3 separate regions of the Homo sapiens genome follow, and all the other regions are linked to region 3. Evidence: read pairs that join two places in POLR2A ChIA-PET (ENCODE). Cell type or tissue: Panc1. All regions are shown on one strand.

Evidence for each region. ChIA-PET counts read pairs that join two places held together with the same protein. Peaks named below come from ENCODE experiments on the same cell type or tissue, not always from the same donor. Only the 100,000 strongest peaks of a DNase experiment are listed, where the experiment ranks them.
Region 1: POLR2A ChIA-PET joins it to region 3 with 15 read pairs; 2 of 35 experiments call an interaction of 5 or more read pairs at or near these places.
Region 2: POLR2A ChIA-PET joins it to region 3 with 25 read pairs; 2 of 35 experiments call an interaction of 5 or more read pairs at or near these places.

Annotation. Positions count from the first base shown.
Region 1 is chr2:132,533,676-132,541,675 of GRCh38, forward strand. The region is part of intron 1 of GPR39 (G protein-coupled receptor 39); the gene reads left to right. Among named protein-coding and RNA genes, the nearest start is that of MIR9986, 100 kb to the left of the region's middle. In Panc1, no CTCF peak of the experiment used is centred here; no DNase peak of the experiment used is centred here.
Region 2 is chr2:132,963,871-132,971,870 of GRCh38, forward strand. All of the region lies in intron 7 of NCKAP5 (NCK associated protein 5), which reads right to left. Among named protein-coding and RNA genes, the nearest start is that of NCKAP5-AS1, 52 kb to the left of the region's middle. In Panc1, no CTCF peak of the experiment used is centred here; no DNase peak of the experiment used is centred here.
Region 3 is chr2:132,434,942-132,442,941 of GRCh38, forward strand. The region is part of intron 1 of GPR39 (G protein-coupled receptor 39); the gene reads left to right. Among named protein-coding and RNA genes, the nearest start is that of MIR9986, 5.2 kb to the left of the region's middle. RefSeq lists an enhancer at 3,755-4,049. In Panc1, a CTCF peak has its summit at 5,246; a DNase peak (open chromatin) is centred at 3,880; H3K4me3 peaks cover 1,682 bases; H3K27ac peaks cover 6,164 bases.

The DNA of each region.
Region 1 (8,000 bases), 99 kb after region 3:
GTTAGAAATAATGCTGCATATCTACAACTATCTGATCTTTGACAAACCTGAGAAAAGCAATGGGAAAAGGATTCCCTATTTAATAAATGGTGCTGGGAAAACTGGCTAGCCATATGTAGAAAGCTGAAACTGGATCCCTTCCTTACACCTTATACAAAAATTAATTCAAGATGGATTAAAGACTTACATGTTAGACCTAAAACCATAAAAACCCTAGAAGAAAACCTACGAAATACCATTCAGGACATAGGCATGGGCAAGGACTTCATGTCTAAAACACCAAAAGCAATGGCAACAAAAGTCAAAATTGACAGATGGGATCTAATTAAACTAAAGAGCTTCTGCACAGCAAAAGAAACTATCATCAGTGTGAACAGACAACCTACAGAATGGGAGAAAATTTTTGCAACCTACTCATCTGACAAAGGGCTAATATGCAGAATCTATAATGAACTCAAACAAATTTACAAGAAAAAAACAACCCCATCAAAAAGTGGGCGAAGGATATGAACAGACACTTCTCAAAAGAAGACATTTATGCAGCCAAAAAACACATGAAAAAATGTTCATCATCACTGGCCATCAGAGAAATGCAAATCAAAACCACTATGAGATATCATCTCACACCAGTTAGAATGGCAATCATTAAAAAGTCAGGAAACAACAGGTGCTGGAGAGGATGTGGAGAAATAGGAACACTTTTACACTGTTGATGGGACTGTAAACTAGTTCAGCCATTGTGGAAGTCAGTGTGGCAATTCCTCAGGGATCTAGAACTAGAAATACCATTTGACCCAGCCATCCCATTACTGGGTATATAACCAAATGACTATAAATCATGCTGCTATGAAGACACATGCACACACATGTTTATTGTGGCACTATTCACAATAGCAAAGACTTGGAACCAACCCAAATGTCCAACAATGATAGACTGGATTAAGAAAATGTGGCACATATACACTATGGAATACTATGCAGCCATAAAAAATGATGAGTTCATGTCCTTTGTAGGGACATGGATGAAGCTGGAAACCATCATTCTCAGCAAACTATCGCAAGGACAAAAAACTAAACACCACATTTTCTCACTCATAGGTGGGAATTGAACAATGAGAACACATGGACACAGGAAGGGGAACATCACACACTGGGGACTGTTGTGGGGTTGGGGGAGGAGGGAGGGTTAGCATTAGGAGATATACCTAATGCTAAATGACGAGTTAAGGGGAGCAGCACACCAACATGGCACATGTGTACATATGTTACAAACCTGGACGTTGTGCACATGTACCCTAAAACCTAAAGTATAATAATAATTAAAAAAAAAACATGTCATCTGCAAACGGAGATAGTTTGACTTCCTCTCTTCCTATTTGAATATCCTTTATTTCTTTCTCTTGCCTGATTGCCCTAATGAGAACTTCCAGTACTATGTTGAGTAGGAGTGGTGAGAGAAGGCATCCTTGTCTTGTGCTGGTTTTCAACCAGCTTTTGCCCATATAGTATGATATCAGCTATGGGTATGTCATAAATAGCTCTTATTATTTTGAGATATGTTCCATCAATACCTAGTTTGTTGAGAGTTTTTAACGTGAAGAGATGTTGAGTTTTATCAAAGTCCTTTTCTGCATCTGTTGGGATAATCATGTGGTTTTTGTGTTTATTTCTGTTTATGTGATGAATTACATTTATTGATTTGTGTATGTTGAACCAGCCTTGCATCTCAGGGATGAAGCTGACTTCATGGTGGACAAGCTTTTTGATGTGCTGCTGGATTTGTTTTGACAGTATTTTATTGAGGATTTTCACATCGATGTTCATCAGGGATATTGGCCTGAAGTTTTCTTTTTTGTTGTATCTCTGCCAGGTTTTGGTATCAGGATGATGCTGGCCTCATAAAATGAGTTAGGGAGGAGTCCCTCCTTTTCAGTTGTTTGGAATAGTTTCAGAAGGAATGGTACCAGCTCCTCTTTGTATCTCTGGTAGATTTTGGCTGTGAATCCATCTGGTCCTGGGCTTTTTTTTTTTGGTTGGTAGGCTATTAATTACTGCCTCAATTTCAGAACTTGTTATTGGTCTATTCAGGGATTTGACTTATTCCTGGTTTAGTCTTGGGAGGATTTATGTGTCCAGGAATTTATCCGTTTCTTCTAGATTTTCTAGTTTATTTGTGTAGAGGTGTTTATGGTATTCTCTGCTGGTAGTTTGTATTTCTGTGGGGTCAGTGGTGCTATCCCCTTTATTGTTTTTTTTATTGTGGTCTATTTGATTCTTCTTTATTTTCTTTTTTATTAGTATAGCTAGCAGTCCCTCTATTTTGTTAATTTTTTCAAAAAAAAAAAACAGCTCCTGGATTATTTGATTGTTTGAAAGGTTTTTTGTCTCTGTCTCCTTCAGTTCTGGTCTGATCTTAGTTATTTCTTGTCTTCTGCTAGCTTTTGGATTATTTTGCTCTGCTTCTGTAGTTCTTTTAATTGTGATGTTAGGGTGTCAATCTGAGATCTCTCCAGCTTTCTGATAAGGGCATTTAGTGCTATAAATTTCCCTCTTAATACTACTTTAGCTGTTTCCCAGAGATTCTGATACATTGTCTCTTTGTTCTCACTGGTTTCAAATAACTTGATTTCTGCCTTAATTTCTTTATTTACCCAGTAGTCATTCAAGAGCAGGTTGTTCAATTTCCATGTAGTTGTGTGGTTTTGAGTGAGTTTCTTAATCCTGATTTCTAATGTAGTTGCACTGTGGTCTGAGAGACTGTTTGTTATAATTTCTGTTCTTTTGCATTTGCTGAGCAGTGTTTTACTTCCAATTATATGGTCGACTTTAGAAGAAGTGCCATGTGCCACTGAGAAGAATGTATATTCTGTTGATTTGGAATGAAGAGTTTTGTAGATGTCTATTATGTCCACTTGATCCAGAGCTGTGTTCAAGTCCTGAATATCCTTGTTAATTTTCTGTTTTGTTGATCTGTCTAATACTGACAGTGGGTGTTAAAGTCTTCCACTATTATCGTGTGGGAGTCTCAGTCTCTTTGTAGGTCTCTAAGAACTTGTTTTATGAATCTGGGTGCTCCTGTATTTGGTGCGTATATATTTAGGATAGTTTGCACTTCTTGTTGAATTGATCCCTTTACCGTTATGTAATGCACTTCTTGGTCTTTTTTCATCTTTGTTGGTTTAAAGTCTGTTTTATCAAAGACTAGGATTGCAACCCCTGCTTTTTCTTTGCTTTCCATTTGCTTGGTAAATTTTCCTCCATCCATTTATTTTGAGCCTGTGTGTGTCCCTGCATGTGAGATGGGTCTCCTGAATAGTGCACACCCGTGGGTCTTGACTCTTTATCCAATTTGGCAGTCCGTGTCTTTTAATTGGCACATGTAGCCCATTTACATTAAAGGTTAATATTGTTATGTGGTAATTTGATCCTGTCATCATGTTGCTATCTGGTTATTTTGCACACTAGTTGATGCAGTTTCTTCATAGTGTCATTGGTCTTTATATTGTGGTATGTTTTTGCAGTGGCTGGTACTGGTTTTTAATTTCCATATTTAGTGCTTCCTTGAGGAGCTCTTGTAAGGCAGTCCTGTGGTGACTAAATCCCTTAGCATTTGCTTATCTGGAAAGGATTTTGTTTCTCCTTCACTTATGAGGCTTAGTTTGACTGGATATGAAATTCTGGGTTGAAAATTCCTTTCTTTAAGAACGTTGAATATTGGCCCCCACTCTCTTCTGGCTTGTAGGATTTCTGCTGAGAAATCCACTGTTAGTCTGATGGACTTCCCTTTTTAGGTGACCTGACCTTTCTCTGTGGCTTCCCTTAACATTTTTTTTTTTTTTTTCATTTCGACCTTGGAGAATCTGATGATTATGTGTCTTGTGTTCTCTGTGTTTCCTGAATTTGCATGTTGGCCTGTCTTGCTAGCTTGGGGAAGTTCTCCTGGATAATATCCTGAAGTGTGTTTTCCAACTTGGTTCCATTCTCTCCATCTTTTTCAGGTACACCAATCAATCGTAGGTTCAGTCTTTTTAACATAGTCCCATATTTCTCAGAGGTTTTGTTCTTTCCTTTTCATTCTTTTTTCTCTAATCTTGTCTGCATGCTTTATTTCAGCAAAATGGTCTTCAGATTCTGATATCCTTTCTTCTGCTTGATCGATTCGACTATTGATTCTTGTGTATGCTTCACGAAGTTCTGGTGGTGTGTTTTTCAGCTCCATCAGGTCATTTATGTTCCTCTCTAAACTGGTTATTCTGGTTAGCAACTCCTGTAACCTTTTATTAAAATTCTTAGCTTCTTTGCATTGGGTTAGAACATGCTCCTTTAGCTCAGCGGAGTTTGTTATTACCCACCTTCTGAAGCCTACTTTTGTAACTCGTTCATCTCATTCTCTGTCCAGTTCTGTGCCCTTGCTGGAGAAGTGTTGCAGTCATTCGGAGGAGAAGAGGCACTCTGGCATTTGGAATTTTCAGTGTTTTTGCCCTGATTTTTCCTCATCATCATGGATTTATCTACCTTTTATCTTTGAGGCTGATGACCTTTAGATGAGGTTTTTGTATTTTTGTTGTTGTTGTTGTTGTTGATGTTGTTATTGTTGCTTTGTTAGTTTTTCTTCCAACAGGCAAGGCCCCTCTTCTGCAGATCTGCTTCAGTTTGCTGGGTATCCTCTCCAGACCCTGTTCACCTGGGTGTCACCAGTGGAGGCTACAGAAAAGCAAAGATTGCCACCTGCTCCTTCCTGTGGAAGCTTCGTCCCAGAGAGTCACTGGCTTGATGCCAGCCAGAGCTCTCCTGTATGAGGTGTCTGTCAGCCCCTTTTGGGAGGTCTTTCCCAGTCAGGAGGCATGGGGTCAGGAATCCACTTGAGGAGGCATCTGTTCCTTAGCAGAGCTAATGTGCTGTGCTGGGAGAATCCCCCTTGTCAGGATCAGCTGCTCTTTTCAGAGCCAGCAGGCAGGAAAGATTAAGTCCTTTGAAGCTGTGACAGCACCCATCCCTCCCCCCGGGTGCTCTGTCCCAGGGAGATGAGAATTCTGTCTGTAAGCCCCTGACTGGAGCTGCTGGATTTGCTGCAGAGATGCCCTGCCCCGTGAGGAAGAATCTAGAGAAACATTCTGGCCACAGCTGCTTCGCTGTGCTGTGGTGAATTCTGCTCAGTCCAAACCTCTCAATCTCCTTAGCACTATCAGGGGGAAACCACCTACTAGAGCCACAGTAATGGAGGTCGCCTCTCCCCCGACCAAACTTGACCATCCCAGTCCGACTCCAGACTGTTGTGCTGGCAGCGGGAATTTCAAGCCAGTGGTTCTTAGCTCACTGGGCTCTGTGGGAGTGGGACTTGCTGAGCGAGACCACTTGGCTCCCTGGCTTCAGCCCCCTTTCCAGGGGTGTGGATGGTTTTCCTGTCTCACGGGAGTTCCAGGCACTGCCGGAGTATGAAAGACTTCTGCAGCTCAGTGCCTGCCCAAACAGTGGTCTATTTTTGTGCTTGAAACCCAGGGCCCTGGTGGTGTAGATGCACAAGGGAATCTACTGATCTGTGGATTGCAAAAATCCATGAGAAAAGTATAGTACCCGGGTAGGTGGGACAGTCTCTCACGGCTTCCCTTGGCTGCGGGAGGGAGGTCACCGGGCTCCTTGCACTTCCCAGATGAAGTGACGCCTCACCCTGCTTCTGCTTGCTCTCCATAGATCACACCCACTGCCTAACCAGTCCCAATGGGATGAAATGGGTACCTTAGTTCGGAATGCAGAAATCACCTGCCTTCTGTGTTGGTCTTGCTGGGAGCAGCAGACTAGAGCTGCTTAGCTGTTTCTATTTGGTCATTGTGGCCCCCACTATGCTAGAGTGTTAGGGAGAATATTTTGGGATAGAGAAGTTGTTCTGGTTGCTTAGTGCTACTGAATAAAGTACCTCCTATCCCAAGTAGTAGCTTCAAACAGCAATTTTATTTTGTTCATAATGTTGCAGGCCAGGAATTTGGGGAGTGCTTGCCTGGGTGGTTCCTCTCTGATCCATGGGAACTTAGCTGGAGTGGCCAGAGCATCTACTTCTGTCATATTCTGTCTGTCAGAGCAGTCACAAGGCTTTCCCAGATAAGACAGGGGAGGGGAACTGGCCCTATCCTCTGAGGGGATGCAGCAAGATCTCACCACAGGAGTCTGTGGGATGGGCAATGCTGTGACTACCTTTAGAAAATACGGTTCACATAGGAGGTTTCCAGGCAGATCAGATGCTCATGTGGAGGAATCTGTAACCCCAGTCCAAAGAATTATGATGCAGAAAACATGTGGCACAAGAGGCCAAAATAATATCTTCCATCTGCACCCCACAGAGGAAAGGAAGTTGCTATTAAGAAGACCAAGAAAATCCGTGTCTACCCTCACTCACATCCTACACCCCCTAACTCCTAAACTGGTTCTTGTACCCCATTCCCCAAACTTCCTGTACCCTTATCTGCTAAACTTCTTGTACTCATCTACAGGTACTGAAAATTTCTCTAACATATGTAGAAAACTTTTCCTTCCAATGCAAAATATAAAACTTAAAATTGTCATACTAAGCCCTGCACAAGCTTGACAGCAGGGGCTCTCCGGAGATTTAGTTGTGAGAACAGGAAGGCAGCATGAGCCCCAGGGTTCTGCTGCAGCATCAGGGGAGGGGAGGAGAGGAGGCACTCTGGGGAGAGCGACGGTCAGGAAGGAGCTTAGCCATCTCCATCTCACAGGGGAACCCAGGGGCACTGCTAGACTGGAATGTCTCTACTGACTCCTTGGTTTTTCCCATTCCTGACACTGTCATTAACTGACTCCTACTGGAGACCCCTGTCTGCCACATGGGCCTCAGTATTGCAGGTGTTTGTGAGCTGGACCCCGGAGCATCACCCTTTAAGAACTTGGCTAGGATGGCAGGTTGGGGATAAAGCTGCCAAGGAGCATTTTTATTTCTGCATGTTAAAACAGCCCTTGCCTGGCCACCTGGGTTGGAGGGTTTGTAATTTTGTCTCAGCCACTGCCCATCAGCTGCAAGGGTGCTATTAAAGGCAATCTTGGTGTTACTGCAGTGAAATGTCAGCTGAGAGCTGCATTTCTCAGCTAACTTGGAGCTGGGGCACCCATATCCTCTTGCTCGAGTGTGGTATGAAATTGAAACTGGGCTGGGGCTGGATTCTGTCCTCCAGATGAGCTGCTTTTGAAAGGAAAAGAATCTCTGTAAAACCTGGGAATCAATCTGACTGGTGATGCTCCATACAGGTGGCCAACCCTCAGGCTTCCCTGTGGATCATCAGCTTGGTGGCTTCTCTGTGGTGGCCCTCTTGCCCCATTGACCTGCCTCTCATCTTGCCCAGGTTCCCTTTCCCTCTGGGAACTGAGGCCAGGTAAGGAGACCTGGGCTTTTTCTTCTTATTATTGTTATTATTTTTTTGAGATGGAGTCTTGCTCTGTCAACCAGGCTGGAGTGCAGTGGCACAATCTCGGCTCACTGCAACCTCCGCCTCTCAGCTTCAAGTGATTCTCTCAACTCAGCCTCCCCAGTAGCCGAAATTATAGGTATGTGTCACCACGCTCAGCTAATTTTTGTATTTTTAGTAGAGACAGGATTTCGCCATGTTAGCCAGGCTGTTATCGAACTCCTGACCTCAGATGATCCACCCGCCTCAGCCTCCCAAAGTGCTGAGATTACAGGTGGGAGCCACCACGCCTGGCCAGCATGGACTTTTTCTATAACAAGCCTGAGCCTGGGCTGGGATCATAAACTGTCTGGAAAATAAAAATCATATCCTGAATTGACAGGGCAAAAGAAACACATTTTGGATATTTCACAGTTTTCTGTCATCCATACCGCTCTCTCCTTCCTCATTGACAACTGAAAAGTGAAGGAAAATGGCACAGGTTGGCCAGGTCTGTGGACTGAAAACCCAGGAAGCAGGGGAAAGAGAAGTGTGTGTAACCCACAGAGGAGGGTAGGATGATTTGTGGTGGGGTGCGGGCAGAAGGCT
Region 2 (8,000 bases), 530 kb after region 3:
TGAAGCAAGAAAGAATTACTGTTTTCAATAATCTCCAGTGAAAAATAAGCATGAGTGTGAGGCTGAAAAGGCTGGAATCATTCTCCTGCGTGTGCATTCTTCCGGGGCTGGGAGTTTGCTAAACAAATTCTGAGAGGGGTTTATTTTAAAAAATGAAGTAGATATTTTTACTGACCCCTGGAAGGACAAGGCCATTGGGTTGCCATCTCTCAATGCAGTTGTCCTTTGCACAGTTGGAGAAGTGACTAAGCCAGCAAAGCCATAGGTGGAGTCATGTGGTTAATCCAATTTTATCTGCACAATGAAACTCAGCTATACTGCAAACTGTGGAAAAATACATCAATTTTGATACCTTCATTTGTGAAAGGCATAGCTCCTCAAGATAGGGTCATTAAAGTCACTGGACATGCAGCCATTTAATTAAAAGAATATAAAATATCACAAAATACTGAAATAAGAGTGATTTCAGAATTCAAAGCTCACACCTATTAGTTCTTTCAGCTCAATAATGACACAACTTTTAAGGATCCCTCAGTCCCTTTCTGTAACACTGTTCAGCATTCGTACTATGGCCTTGAGGCAGACATAAAAAGTTATTTTGTCTTGACTCACTGTTGGAAGCCCCTCACTCAACCTTGTCTCTGGAAGCTTTTTGAAAGTTGAGAAGTACTAAGTTAAGCCTCATGAATAGCTCTTGTTTTCAAGGGAAAAAGAAGTATCAAGAGATTACCATATTAAAAAAAAAAGGATCCATTTTGTGCATGGAGACTCTTGCTCCCCACAATCAGGTGACATCCTTCCATTACACTATTTAATTCTAAACACAATGCTGCAGAAATCTTTGCTTTAATGTAGCTGGTTGTCAACCATCTGAACAAAACTGGATTATCAGTGGTAAAAGACTTCTCTATATTTTAATACTAAACTAAGATCTATTTGCAAATACAGAAGCACAAAACGTATCATTCTTACCCTCAAGGAGCTCATACAATCTACTTAGAAAAGAAGAACATAAGAAGAAAAAAAAAACCACGGCGTTTTCAAACTGTGCTCATCAAGGTACTTTGAAGGTTCCAAAAATATTTAAGTTACTTTTTGAAAACAAATTATGAATTATGTAAAAATATGTCTTAATGTATATGTATACATTTATACATATATATGTATCAGTGTATACGTGTGTGTATATATAAATCACTTTAGACCACAAAGTCAGTGAATTCATCCATGTGAACCTGTTATGTACAGATTTCAGGATCTAATTTCTCCTGTCATCTCTGTATATATAAATGCATAGTTGATTAGAAAGGTTGTAGTTCTTTATGAAATCAGGCCCAAGCATGTGTAACTGTATACCATGTGCAGGTGTGAGTTCAGCTCAGATAAATGCCAGGCAAGTTTAAGATGTACATCCACAGGCCAGGAAACAAGTCCAGGTCATGGTAGCATTTTTATAGCTTTGATTTTTTAGGGTTTGGTCACCTGTCAGACTTACATTTCCAAGATAAGGAATATGAAGTTTGTAGATACTGTTCCTAAACAAAGAAGTACCTTTACTTCTCTTTTGTGGTTTGGGATGACTGTAAGTAAACACTAACTTAGGTTGATGAAGCAAGCTGTTTTAAAATTATCTTCATTTTACTTTTCTGTATATAGTTTTTCATTCATCACTCAGCATATGCCACTTATATTTTATACATATACATATGTATATATGCACACATACATATATCCACACATACACATACACATATACACAGTCACACATTCCTTAGGAGATTTCATCATTGTGTAAACATCATAGAGTGTATTTACACAAACCTAGATGGTACAGCCTACTACACACCCAGGCTATATGGTACCTAGGTTAGAATCCTATATACCATGTTACTGTACTGAATACTGTAGGCAACTGTAACACAATGGCAAGTATTTGTGTATCTAAACATATCTAAACATAAAAAAGGTACAGTAAAAACATGGTATAATCTTACGAGACCACCATCACACATCTTTATAAGGTACATGACTCTTTGTGTGTGTGTGTGTGTGTGTGTGTGTGTGTGTGTGTGTATCTGTAGAAGTATCCTGTAATAATCAGAGCCCAATAGCTAATTAAAACAAAGAAAAGCCATTGGGGTGGTAAATGAAAAGCCAAAAGACTTTGGAATGTGACAGCCAGATTTCAGGTCTAACATTTATTTAGCAGTTTGGCAAATGATCTTACACAAACTTCCTTTATTTTTGGAAATGGAGACTCGCTCTGTTACCCAGGCTGGAGTGCAGTGGTGCGATCTCAGCTCACTGCAACCTCCACCTCCCAGGTTCAAGCAATTCTCCTGCCTCAGCCTCCTGAGTAGCTGGGATTACAGGCACCTACCACCATGGCCAGCTAATTTTTGTATTTTTAGTAGAGGCAGGGTTTCACCAGGTTAGCCAGGCTGGTCTCGAACTCCTGACCTCAGGTGATCCACCCTCCTCAGCCTCCGAAAGTGCTGGGATTACAGGCCTAAGCCACCACACCTAGCCTTGGACAAACTTTTTAATTTCAATAAGTCTTGATGTCTTTGTCTCCTAAACTCCTAAATGAGGCTAATGTCAACATATATACACTCACATACCATATAGTGAATTCGTGTCATTCACAATGGTTATGTTCTCTAAAATTTTCATGAACAGTACACCAACTTAGGAAATGTGAAATTATTGTTCCTAGGGGACATACAGAGTTAGGTTCCTGTGAGCCTCTGGTCACATTTTCATTAACCAGCCATTATATAATCTTGTTTTATGTGTATTTCTATTTAAAGACACCTTACATTTAACATATACTGTTGATTCATTCACACTGACCTAACAGCCAACAGCACTGTAACTCATCCTGAAGGAAGCTTATCCGACACACATGTATTTTATCTGTAGGGCGCATCACAGCCTGCATGTGGTTAGGAACACCAGACAGCACTTAAGCACTACACTCAGGGCCATGTCAAACAGTGAAATCACCAACAAAAAGCACAAAATACAAAAAGCATATCACTAAATAGACCACAAACAGGATACTAGTTTATTGCATGAAAGCTAAAACAACAAGGCACAGTCAGTGCTGCCTTGCTCCATCTCAGCTAGTAACGTGAACCTTGGGTGACTAATTTTTCACCATTCCATGTATGTTCACGAATGACCACAAAAGTGACACAAGTATGGATTTTTGGGTTGCAAATACATTTTTGTGAGTAGAAAATTTGCAAATGCAGAATCTGCAAATAATGAGGAGCCACTGCCCTATCGTACACACACACACACACACACACACACACACACACACACATACACACACACATACACACACTCTTAAAGTACCTAGATACAGTGCCCAAGTATTATGATGTAGAAATAATTAAAGACAATATGGATTATGTATCAGTATTTAGATTACATAAAACGTCAGGGTCACTTTACATAATTTGAAGAAAGGGCAATCAATGAAAGCTGTGAGACATGATTCTATGGAAACTGAATGTGACTCATACTCTAACACAGTGATACAACTTAAATAGTTAGAGAGGCATAGGGTCGGTGTTTGGTGAAAGAGAAAATTTTAAAAGGCTCCTAGTCAAGAGTAAGTTTTGTCCTTACAGGTTTATAAGGAAATCAGTTTGATTATAATAGAGAAAAGCTTTTTGAGAGAATAGTTGAATAATAGGATTGGGGAGAAAAGGAGGGGGAGAGGATGCTTGGAAATGAGACAAAAATTCAGATACAATTCACTCATTTGTTCATCCAACAAATGTTTTGTTAAACATGGATTACTGGCCATTTGCTGATCTAGCTAATGGAGTATGGAAAACAAGACAAAGTTCCTATATTCCATGAAATTATATTCTAATGTTGGTAAACATGACAAACTCCAAATCAAATCTGTAAGTAATATAAGGTATTAGTAGCTGGTGGTAAATGCTATGAAGAAAATAATATCATCTGATAGAGAGTGGTGTGGTTAGGGGCAATGTTAGATGTGCTAACAACAGAGTGAGGCTGAGTGAGGAGGTGGCCATTACAGCAAAGGCCAAATGATGAGGAGGAAGTAGCTGTGCAGTGGTTTGGGGAAGAGCATTCCCAGCAGAAGGACTAGCAAGGCAAATACTCGTGGCAGGGCCAGGCCTGCCTTGCTGGCCAGCTGAGGGAGGGTCTGTGGTGGAGCATAGTGTCTAAAAGAGGAAGGCTAGCAGGAAATGAGATCAGAAAGAGAGCTGGACCATAGAGGGTCTTTCTAGGCATAGGAAGAAGTTTGGATTTTATTCTAAGTGCACTAAAGAGGAACTGAAGTCTAGACGTAGGGGAGTGGTAGGTTCTGATTTACATTTTAGAAACATCATCCTGACTGCTGCAATGGAGAATGGGCTGTGGAAGGAAGGAGCTAGGAGACTAGTTGGAAAGTCTTTATACAGAAGGAAATAAAAATCAGGAATATTTTGAAGGGATTGAATCAGGACTTACCAAAAGCAGTTTTTACGGTGGTTCAGAAACTACCACAGATGATGGGTCAGATGCCCTGAATTCAGTGCTTAGATTTTACAACTTTGGAACTTTCTGGGAAAATCATTCCAACTTTTTAGGCCTCAGTTTCCCCCAGAGATAAGGTGAGGAGTTGGACTCAATGTCTCTTCCAGTGTTAAAGTTCTAAGAATTCAATTAAGATACAGTTTTCAGAAAGAAAACGTTGTCAAGGCACTCAGTGGTAGCAGAAATGACAAGAGAACAGAAAAAAGCACCTCTACATTTTGTAATAAGAAGGTTGTTAGTGGGAACTTGAGAGCTGTTTGACTAAAGTGTGACAATGGTACCCAAATTGTCAGTGGTTAAGCAAAAAGTAAAAAGGGAGAAAATAGAGGCAATTTTCTCAGATGCTCATTTGAAAGTTTGGCAGGGAAGGAAATCTAAAGAACTGTAGCTGAAGGGCATTGTGGAGGCAAGTGGAAACCTTTTTCAAGATAGAAAAAAATGAGGTTGTCTGAAGAACTAAAAAGAAGAGGGAGCACCAGAGAGAGTAGCAAAGGTGGGAATGTACGAAGAGATTTCTAAAGCCAAGAAGGCAGGGGATGAAGGGCACTGATAGAGGAGCCAAGGTTTGGAAAATGCAGCTCCCTGTAAAATATCACTGACTTATTTACTTATTTATTTTGAGATGGAGTCTCCCTCTGTTGCCCAGGCTGGGGTGCAGTGGTGCAATCTCGGCTCACTGCAACCTCCGCCTCCTGGGTACAGGCGATTCTCCTGTCTCAGCCTCCCGAGTAGCTGGGATTACAGGCAGGTGCCACCACACCAGGCTGATTTTTGTGTTTTTAGTAGAGATGGGGTTTCATTATGTTAGCCAGGCTGGTCTGTAACTCCTGACCTCAGGTAATCCACCCACCTCAGCCTCCCAAAGTGCTGGATTACAGGCATGATCCATACTGCGCCCATCCCCCTGTAAAATATCACTTACAGTTTAATTTCTCAGTTAGCATTTCTAAATCATTAGTGTCTAGCCTGAATTCTTAGAGAACAAGGAATTGAGTACAAGCAGCTCATTTGGGAGATGCAGGAAACACCAGTAGGGAGGTAGGGAAGTGACTCAAGGAAAGGAAGAATTATCTGACCCCAGGGTGAGAGAGCTGAGGTGTTGGTGTCCCAACCCTGGAGGAGTCATTAGTTGAGGCCAGCTCTTGAGGCATTCATTTCCTGGCTCTTCTAGCCTGCTGGAGGCAGTGAGGCTCTGTGTAGTTCTCAAGTAAAAGTGCTCTCTGACACAGATCCTTGCAGCTGGAAGTCGCAGGGCCACTTTGAATGGTCCTGGGGTGCAGGTACTGCTGATGTGCTCGTGACAAAGAGAGTTTAAAGCTGCTCTGATGTAACGCCACCCAGGACCAAAAGCCACATCCGCATGCTGCTCACAGACTAGTCACTGACCTAAAGGCATACTTGCCTGTGCTCTACATGACAAAATGCCCTGATGCAAATCCAGAAGGTGGGGTTCTCTCTTGTTTCTTAATCATTTAAGATTAATCTTTTGTTTCTTAATCATTTACCAGTGAGAGCATTAGAATATAAGGTAACATTGAGAAAGAGAGAAAATGGAAGGGACGTATTTAGAGTAAGTGAATGAGCAAAAGAAACAAATAGGTGGAGACAGAGGTAGAGGAAAGACCTGAGAGAGCGGAGAGAAACGTGGCTATACCCTATCCACAGATCACCATAGTCCATTTTAGATAGACTAGCAGTTGGATTTATCCTACACTCATAAAAACACGACAGTATTTTTTAAAAAATCAAGTGTATGGGTTCTATCCAAAAATAAATAACTTATTTTAATCAGAAAAAATATCACAAATTTTAGGTCCTTTGCCAATTAAGAATCTGAGATATACACAGCAAAAAGGATATCAGACAGAGAGGTCAAAAATGTGTAGTGCTAAATACTGTGTATTTGTCTTACGAACCTCCAAAAAGGAAATAAGAAAAATTAGCCAGGCCCACTCATGAGGATGTCAAAGTTGAAGAGAATAAGTTGATTCTAGAGGTGACCTGTTTTCATTTTTATGGAGTTTAATCAAGAGTGAATTCTATAAAAGTGAAGCTACCATACAAACAACTTTCACTCCCCACATATTTCATATATGATTGAGACCATAAGCTTGTTTACCTCAACAAATACCAGCTAGAACTCAGAAAGCTAAAGATTTAGGAGCTCAGTTTGCATCGAAGGGTTTATATTAAATTTCACCTTGTCGCTACATAAAGCAATCCTTAGAGCTGTAAGTTTCCCTAAGTGGTATCTAGGGTAATGATTCACCTTTGGCAGAGCACTCACCTTTTGTTCTCAAGCAGTCAACATCATCAGGCCTATGTAAAATAACATCAATCAACACAAAGTTCTGGAACGCATCAAGTGAACTCAGATGACAGCCCAGGAAGCTTGGTTAGTCCTAAGAGAGGACAGCATGGCTCTTCATGGATGGCCAGCTGCTGCTCAGTCTATACCCTTCCCCAAAATGTGTAAATGTGACTTCTCCATCTTCTAGTCACTGGCTTTCCCCATTCCAGGACACAGGAGGACTCAATCAATATTCCATAAGGTTATTTTGTAATTCATTAATCAAGCTATTCAATTAATATTTGCTGAGCAGTTCCTACATGCTAGGCGCTGAGGAATATGCCAGGCATACAAAAGTGAAAAATACACGTGTGGCCCCTGTTCTCATGGAGCTTACAGTCTTGCAGAAGAAGATAGCTATTAATCAAAATGTCAGGAGCAAACATAAAATAGCACTGTAGTGTGTCCTGTGAGGAAGAGTTTCAAGGTGCTTTGAGAACAGATAATAGAGCGATATAAATGAGAGGTTGGGAGAGGTTTCCCAGAATGAGGTGAGATCCGAGGGCACAGTGAGACCAGGAAATAACCACGATGTGAGAAGAGGGGAGGGCAACTGAGAAGTCCAAAAGTAGGCCAGGGTCTCTGGGGAGGGAGATGAGGCTGGATGGGCAGATGGGGCTAGGCCACTTGTCAAGGAGTTTTGTCTTTACCCTCAGGGAAATGAGAAGTCACTGAATGGAATGCCACTGACTATTTTCAAGTATGGCAGCAGTGAGGGTAACACAGTCAGATTTGAGTTCTGAAATCTCTCTCTGATATGGTGTGGATGGGTTGGGGGAAGTTAACACAGATGTCAGAAAAACAAGATGCTGCTGCAATAGGCTATGCGGGAGTTGAAGGAACCATTATTAAAACAACAGTCTCACAAAATGAGAACCCACAGTTTGTAAGGCGTTCCATAATTCTGATTCTTCAGTATGTACTTCCTCTAACAGTGACAAGCAACATTTCCTTATTTCAATGTTTCTCAGAGAGTGGGCCATCAGCCACCAGCATCAGAGTTGACAGGGGCTGGGGGAGGAGAAGAAGTACGGCTTGTTTAAAACGCAGATTCCTCGGTGCACTCTGGCCCTAGTGACTCACA
Region 3 (8,000 bases):
TTCCAAATCAACGCCAGATGACGAGGAAGATGACATAAAAGAAGCAGTGCCAGAAACAAATGGACAATATTAGACAATCTGGCCAAAGCTTCTAATTATTCGAGACTCTTTTTGGCTTCTTTTACTACATGGATCATTCTATGATACAGACACAGACACTGAAAGTAAAGCAAACGGTGAAAGAAGGGCTGGTACCATATGGAAACATCTTTAGAGAAATACAAAGGCAAAAAAGACAGAAATTATGGTGTATTTCTGTAAAGTTGACCCGAGTGTGCCTGCCTCTCCTGCTCCCCGCACACCTCCTTCACCCCTTCTGCCTCTGCCACCCCTGAGACAGTAAAACCAACCCCTCCTTCCTCGTTCTCCTCAGCCTATTCAACATGAAGATGATGAGGATGAAGACCTTTATGATGATCCACTTTCACTTAGTAAACAGAAATATACTTTCTCTTCTCTATGATTGTCTAATAACTTTCTCTTTCTCTAGCTTACTTTATGGTATGTATACAATACATACACAAAATATGTGTTAATCGACTGTTTGTTATTGGTAAGGCTTCCAGTCAACAGTAGGTAATTAGTAGTTAAGTCTTTGGGGAGTCCAAGGTTACATACAGATTTTTGACTGTGCAGGGAAGGGTGTGTTAGACCCTGAATGCCTGCACTGTTCAAGGGTCAACTGTAGTTGCCTATAGTGACCTTGTGATATTACAGAAAGAATTTTGGTTGAGGACTCAAGAGAACTTGGTTCTAGTCATTGCCAGGCCACAGACTTGTAACATTTTGAGCAAATCTCCACATATTTTCTCGTGTAAAGCTTGAAGTGGTAAACTTGAGGAGTTTGTCTCAAAAGTCCCCATAGACATAAGACATGAAGGGGATATGGGTTCCAGACTTAAGCACTCCAAGGAATAGAAAGAGTGTGAAGATTATATAGTAAAGATGCATGGACATTTGCTTTTCATTCCATTGTATGTCAATGTCTGATACAATAGAAAAATGTTTTAAGTTCGTTTTCAGAAAGCAAAAGTGTCAGCCCAGGAAGGGCAATTCCTGATGGCTATAAGGAGCCTCTGAAAGACTCTCAGGTGGCCCCAGCTGTGTGCTCATTCCAGAAAGAGAGCTTTAGGCCCTGAGGCCCCCCGAGTCCCTAAGCTTTTGAAATTGTTTGCCTTTGACCTTTGTCCTGTGAGAAGTTACTGGAAGAGCAAGAGCAGCAGCTCCAGGCCCTGGCAGCCCATTCTAGGCGGGAGCTTTTGACAAATTACCACGTTGATGCCTTCTTCACGCACCTGTAAGGCCAAGGCATTATTGGCCAAGGCAATCGATATATCAAAATGAATTTTTGGAAGAGTGTCATCAAGCTCAGCTTTATTTCCAAAACAAACTCTGCCCCAGGGAGGGAAAAATGACTTTCACTGTGAAGTAAACAGTTGATTGTTTAGACATTACTTATGTCATGCTAGTCCATCTGAGATGTAGGCACCATGGTAACCAATTGTCCCCAGAATTCATATTTTTGAGGCCCATTAAAACTCGAGGCTGCTGGAGTCATGTTCTCCGCATTTTGGCCATTTTAATAATAATAATGAGAACGTTAAAATGACATTTGGAATTTATATCACACTTGTCTGTGAGGTGCTCTCAGCACTTTACAATGTATCATCCATCCTCATCACAGAGATGGGAAATATCAGAGGTGGGTAGTATTTGTGATTATATTCAGCTTAGTAAAGAGCCCCCCGGCTTGAAGGAATTTCAGTGATGTGGCATGGTGCTTGCCGACTTGTGGGGACAGAAGAGGCTGGTGCTGGCTTGGTGCTTCTGCTCGGTCCATCTCTCTCTGCCTCAGTTTCCATCAATCAAATCAGATAACAGCAGTGTGTCTCCTCATCCCGCAGCGTGGTTATGTGGATCATTGTATTAATCATATTAACTAACGTTTTAAAAAATTTACTTGCTATGTGCCAGGTGTTCTAAGATCTTTTTGTATGCTCATTCATTGAATTCTCCCAAGGCCCTATGAGGCAGGTGCAGTTAATTATCCTATTTTAGAGATAAGCAAATTGAAACACGGAGAGTTTAAGGAACTTGCCTCAGGTAACACAGCAATTAAGAACCTGAGGTGTATCTGACCCAGGCAGGTTGGCTACAGAGCTTGCAGTATTAACCACTGTGTTAGAGTTGCTTAAACTTTGATATAGCAAGACAATACACACACATGCACAAGTGCACACACCCGCACAGGCAGAGCAAACAAAAGTTTCACTGAACGATATTCACCCATCCTTACCTTTGAATGTGAAGTGCATTTTGATCTTTTCTCTTCTATTCATTTCATTAACGAAAATGCCAATCTGAAGCCAGTAAACTGAGTTTATGATCATGAGTAAGTCTGACATACATTTTGAAAGCCTTAGCACTACACCATACTCCTTCATAGATGCTCCTGGGGAAGCATTTGAGAAGAGACATGCAGGGAGTGTGTGTGATTGGCTGGGGAGGGTCGTGGAGACCAGAATGTGTGAAGTGTAGGCCCTGGCTCTGCTCCCACGGTGCTACCTCCTGAGGCAGCTGCTCCGTGTCATGTCTGGGCCTGTGGGTTGGCGGGCAGAGGCTGCCCCACTCTCCTCTTCTACTTTGTGTCATAATAGTCTTTGGGGGTCTTCTCTGCCAGCCTCCATGGGCTTCAGCTCTGAGTTAACCCCAGGTATTTACTGAATAGACATTATGTACTGGGCCTCGTAGGTATCCAGCTCTGACTGGGAGGCTACAGAGAGGCATTAGACATGTTCCTTGACTGCAAGGAAATTGCAAGACACCAGGGAAGGAAGGCTGACATGTCAAGGGAGAATTAGGGGCAGGTCCCCCAGTGCTGTATGTAGGGAGCATAGATTTTGGAGCTAGATGGCTCCTCCTAGTAATGTGACCTCGGGCAACATACTTGACCTCTGAGAGCCTAACTCTGGGGCTGCACCTGCAGCCTGAGTGATATTATCCTGGCTAGTGAAACTGTTTGGTGAACCATGAAGTGTTACTAAGAGGTTAGTATTTAGAGGTCATGTTGTCATAACAGTATTGCCAAAAGTCTGGCAACAGCCATAAACATTGGGGTTTCAGGGAAGGGACGGAGTGTTGCAGCAATCCTGGAAGCCTTCCTGGAGGAGGCAGCATTTAATCTGAAGCAGGTATTTTCAGTTCCTGACTGGAAGGATCATGGGTCACTTAGAGATGGAAACAGATACGCAAGGTCCAACCATTCATGTAGAAACCATGCTTATATATAATTAGGTCATAGCTCTGACTCCAATAGGAGGATCCTGAGTGCTTTCATAAGTTGTTGGGGTTTTGTTGTTGTTGTTGTTTGTTTTTAGAGACAAGATCTTGCTATGTTGCCCAGGCTGGCCTTGAACTCCTGGGCTCAAGTGATCCTCCTGTCTTAGCTTCCCAAGTAGCTGAGACTGCAGGCTCAAGTCACTCAGTACACTGCTTTCCTAAGTTTGACATGCCCTGCTGGCTTGAGGTCACTGGCAGACAACCACTTGATTCCCTTAGGTCAGGGGTTAGCAAATTACGTATGGGCAATCCCTGTTTCTATATAGCTCATGATACCTGTAATGTCAGCAAGCTTTTTTTTTTTTTTTTTTTTTTTTTACATTTTTTTGAGTGTTGTAGAAAAAAAAATATGCGACAGTACTATGTGGTCCCATAAAACCTAAAATATTTACTATCTGGCCCTTTAAAGAAAAAAATTTACCAACTGATGCCTTAAGTCTCAAAGTATACAATCCTTGTTTCAAGTTGAAGGTCTTCCTTAGTTCTGCATCATCCTTTAGTCATTCTCCAGGCCCTTCTGTCATACCCTGAGGGTACACAGGGCCCAAGCCCTGGAGAGAAGGGGAAAGTAGGCCTCCATTAGTCATTTCCTGGCTTCCATGGCTGTCGGAATTCCCCTGCTCTGCCATGGCAGCATATTAATATGTCGCAGCGAGCATGTGTATGTTTAATTCTGATGACATGTGGCGCATAAGTGATTAGTGGCAAATGCCAAAATGCTAGGCTGGAGCCCTGATGCTATTCATAATAACATTCATAAGAGTATTCCCCCAGGATGCAGCTTTCTGTTTCTCCAACATAAATAGCTTGGGAGGCCAAATCACAAACACGATTTCTCTTCATGCTCCACCTGGCCATTCGTAACAAGCATTAGATGTGAAATTTGATTTAAAGCAGCAGTTAAACTCGGAAAATCACAATGGTGTCAAGCCCATTGTTTATTTTAAAGATCAAGAGAAAACCAAAGGTGAGCAACTAATTCTTTATTTTATTTTATTTTTTTGTGGTAACAGTGTCTTGATGACAGGCTAATGTGCAGCTCAAAATAAAGGTACCTGGGTAGAAATAACCCCTCAAACATCATTGAGGCAATATGCCAAGAGGCGCTTGGTAAATGGCTGTGAAGGAGGACAGATTATCCTGTTGAAAGGCTGCTGAGATGCGGCTCCACTTGACAATGGTGGGACTTTTGTCACAGGAAAATTAGATGCCTTTGGATAGGTCTGAGATTGTTCTTATCTTTTCCATATAGCAAAAAGCTACCACTCAGAAAGAAAACAGAGAGTTGAAGGAGTACCCTGATTGAATGCCTTCCAGAAAAAGGATTGTTTTGAGAGAAACACTTTAATTTGCTTCAGATGATTCTGTGGAGGCTTATTGCTGAAGTGGTTCCATTTCAGCACAGGTTTAGCTGGCTCTGAAGAGAGAAGTGATTTTTAAAAATCTTAGGGAATACAAAGCATTTATCCATTAACCTGAGTCACCAACCAGTTTTCACAACAAGGCAGCCTAGGAGCTAGTGGTGGCCAGGATATGTTTTGTTTGTTTGGCTCAGTGTTTGCTGCTTGTTTTTTAAAGAATTTGAACACCGCTGGACTGCTTGTGCTGTCTCCAGTTTCTCACAGCATGCCCACTTCCTATGGGGCTGCTCCAGGCTGCCTCCCATATTTGTCTACAAAGGGATTGGAGTCCAAGGTGCATTGTTACAGCTTGTGGGTTCCATCGAAACATGACACCTAGTTATTCCCATCCTACTTTGTATCTTGTGACCACAGAACCCTCCTAACAAAGGTTTGTGGATGGTAGGTGACTCCCTGAAGCTCAGCCCTAGTCCTAGAGAAATATTACAGAGTCCCCCTGTGCTGATGGTAGGTCACGGACCCTAGCCATCTCCAAAGGACAGAGTCCTTTTCTTGCTAGTGCCCCTACTGATAGAAATGTTGAACAAAGGGCCAGTGGCCGTTTTCTAGCAGTGGTTAATTGCAGTGAGTTCTATTGTGGCAGAAAGGTTTGAAAACCATCTCTCGCCTGCCCTCACAATAACCTGAATTGTGGTTCTTGGTTAGACTAGGGCAAAGGGGTGGTGACATGAGAACACGAACCCTGGAGCTGGACTGCTGGGTTCCAATCCCAGTTCCCTTTTTGCTCCTTCCTAGGGGTGTGAACTGAGATGCAGGGGCAGCTTTTTAGGGGAAGGATGTATAAGTTGGGTGACAGATTGATGCAGGAAAGAGGAAGAACAATTGGAAATGGCTTTGACATTAGTTTGAATTCCAAAAGTGGGCAAGTAAATACCAACGCGGTGCTTGGATTAATGAGAGGGTGGAAATGGAAAGGGATCCACTAGTTAACAAAGTTTAACAACCACTGACATCAGGGTCAGTGTGGAAGGAAGGAACTCATGGCGTGCTCAGCCAAAGTACTTTAGAGAATGTCCTAGTTTGAAACTTTTTCAGTCACTGAGATTTAAAATAATAATAATAATAATGGCAAAATTGTCATGAAAAAAAGTCAAAAGAGGCTAAAGTGGCTCAGTTGCAACAAGACCCAGGAAGGATATGAGAGGCACATGTGCCCTTGCAGGGCGTGACTTTCCACAACCGGTGTGTGTGGTGGGGGTGCTCAGAGCAGTCCTGCCCCACATTCCCTCCAGCCTACTTGCCTTTGTCTGCCTGAAGGACACGCTCTTCTCTGCTGTTTGTCTATGTGGGTAAAGGTCTCAGCCAAGAGAAATTTTTAAGTAAATTAAAAACTCAAGCAGGCTGATCCATAGCCATGCTCATAAGAAGCCTGCCTCAAGTGACTGTTTATTTTCTTTATTCCTTGATTTTTTTCACAAATAAGTATAGTTACATGCCTGTTATATGCCAGCCTCTGTTCTGGGCCCAAAGTGAGGGTAACATCTTCAACCCCTGTGTGCTCCCAGAACAGGAAATGAGATGCATATACAAACAAGTGGGATGCAGAGCCCTGGGAGGGATCATGGTCAGGGCAGACAGTTCCCTGTTTACAGATACGCTGCATTTCAAAAGTTAGCTTTCAAACTCTTGGTTAAGAATCTGGATTCATTTTCCAGTACAGACTTTCTTTTCATGCATATATGCTTTTTTTTTTGTTGTTGTTGTTGTTGCAGATAGCAAATGTTTATTGAATGCCTACCATGGAAAGAACTGAAAATACCAGGAAGATAAAACTTTGAATCCCCTTCAAGTCAGGGAGTCATCTATACTTAACAAACCAGCAAAATGAAATGCTGGGCTTGGTGCTGTGTGTGGGAAGTGGCAATGGAAGGGCCCCAGGCAGGGCCCTAATGAATGGAGTGATTAATACACTTGACTTCTTTTTCTTTTTCTTCCCCTTCTCTATCACACCGAAGCTTCCATTTCTTCCATTTAGCTGTTATGCTAGGTGCTAGGAGGAAAGCAATAGTTTAAACTAATTTAAGTTTAGATGTGACTAGAACTGATGGGAGATTGTCAATAACCTCTGAGGGGAAACTTTCTGTGTCTTAATGATCTAAGACTCAGGCTTGGGGTTTTATATGACTGAAAGTCACAAAATACCTTAATCCGCTCTTCACGCAGAGGGGAGATCTTGCCGTGTGCTTGCACTCACACCCATGAATTTCACCTGCTTCTGGAGATGATTTTGCTCCAGTTCCTATGGTGTGTGTTCCCAGGGTGTTTCTCCTTGAAAATGCAGTTTTTTTTCTTCATTCTTTGCTTTGGGACTTCAGGTTCTAAAGTCAGTGTCAAGGCAAAAAAGCCTGTAGAGTCACAATTGTCCTTGAAAATCACTTAGCAAGGGATTACATTGGAGACCCAATTTTACCCTGTCTCAGTGAGTACCACCCAACCACTTTTTCCTTCCCTCTTAGAAAAAGGGACGTGATTGTTCAGTTGGAAAGCAGGAGAGGTAGTTGGGTCCAAGAAATAGAAAAACACAAATCGTGAAACAAACATTTCACTCAGAGTGGTGACTGATCACTCCCTTAGAAGCATGAGGTCGTTGCAACAAACCCATGTAGACAACTGTAGATGCCCAGGTCTCATCTCAAATTTGCTGCCTGCCTTAGAGACATGGGATTCTGCAGTTGAGTCCTTATGGCTGGGCGTGGGGGTGGAGGGGGGCTCCTTTCCTGTAAAGAGCACACAGATGCTCTAAATGTCCGCTCCCTGACCGCCATTAACACCGCTCAGGCCCCAGGGAAATGCTTTCCTTCATCTCTGGTCCTGCGTCCTTGAAACAGAAGGTGGGCCTGTCTGATTGCCAGGAAGGCTTTTGGCTCATGCCCCTGTGAAAGGCAGAGTCAGACACAGCTTTGGACTTCAGAGAAGATTTAAGCAGCAAAACTGCTTAGGTAAGAAGAGAAAACAAATGAATTACCTTGTCGGAGGCTTCCTCTCACATATCAGCGATGCAATAGATTCATGTATAATGAACTGTGGTTTCACAGCAGTACTGAGTGCCCATTTCCTTGCTGCTTTTTTTTCTTACAATTTGTGGTTTCGGAGATATTCACAGATTCCCAACACTTGCACATGGTGACTGAGGAACATTTTTTCAACATTAAAAAATTTATATCGCTCTTCACTCTGCATATTTAGGCAATATTGATTCTTTGCATTGGCAACTGGAGAGGCATGGACTGCTATAATTAG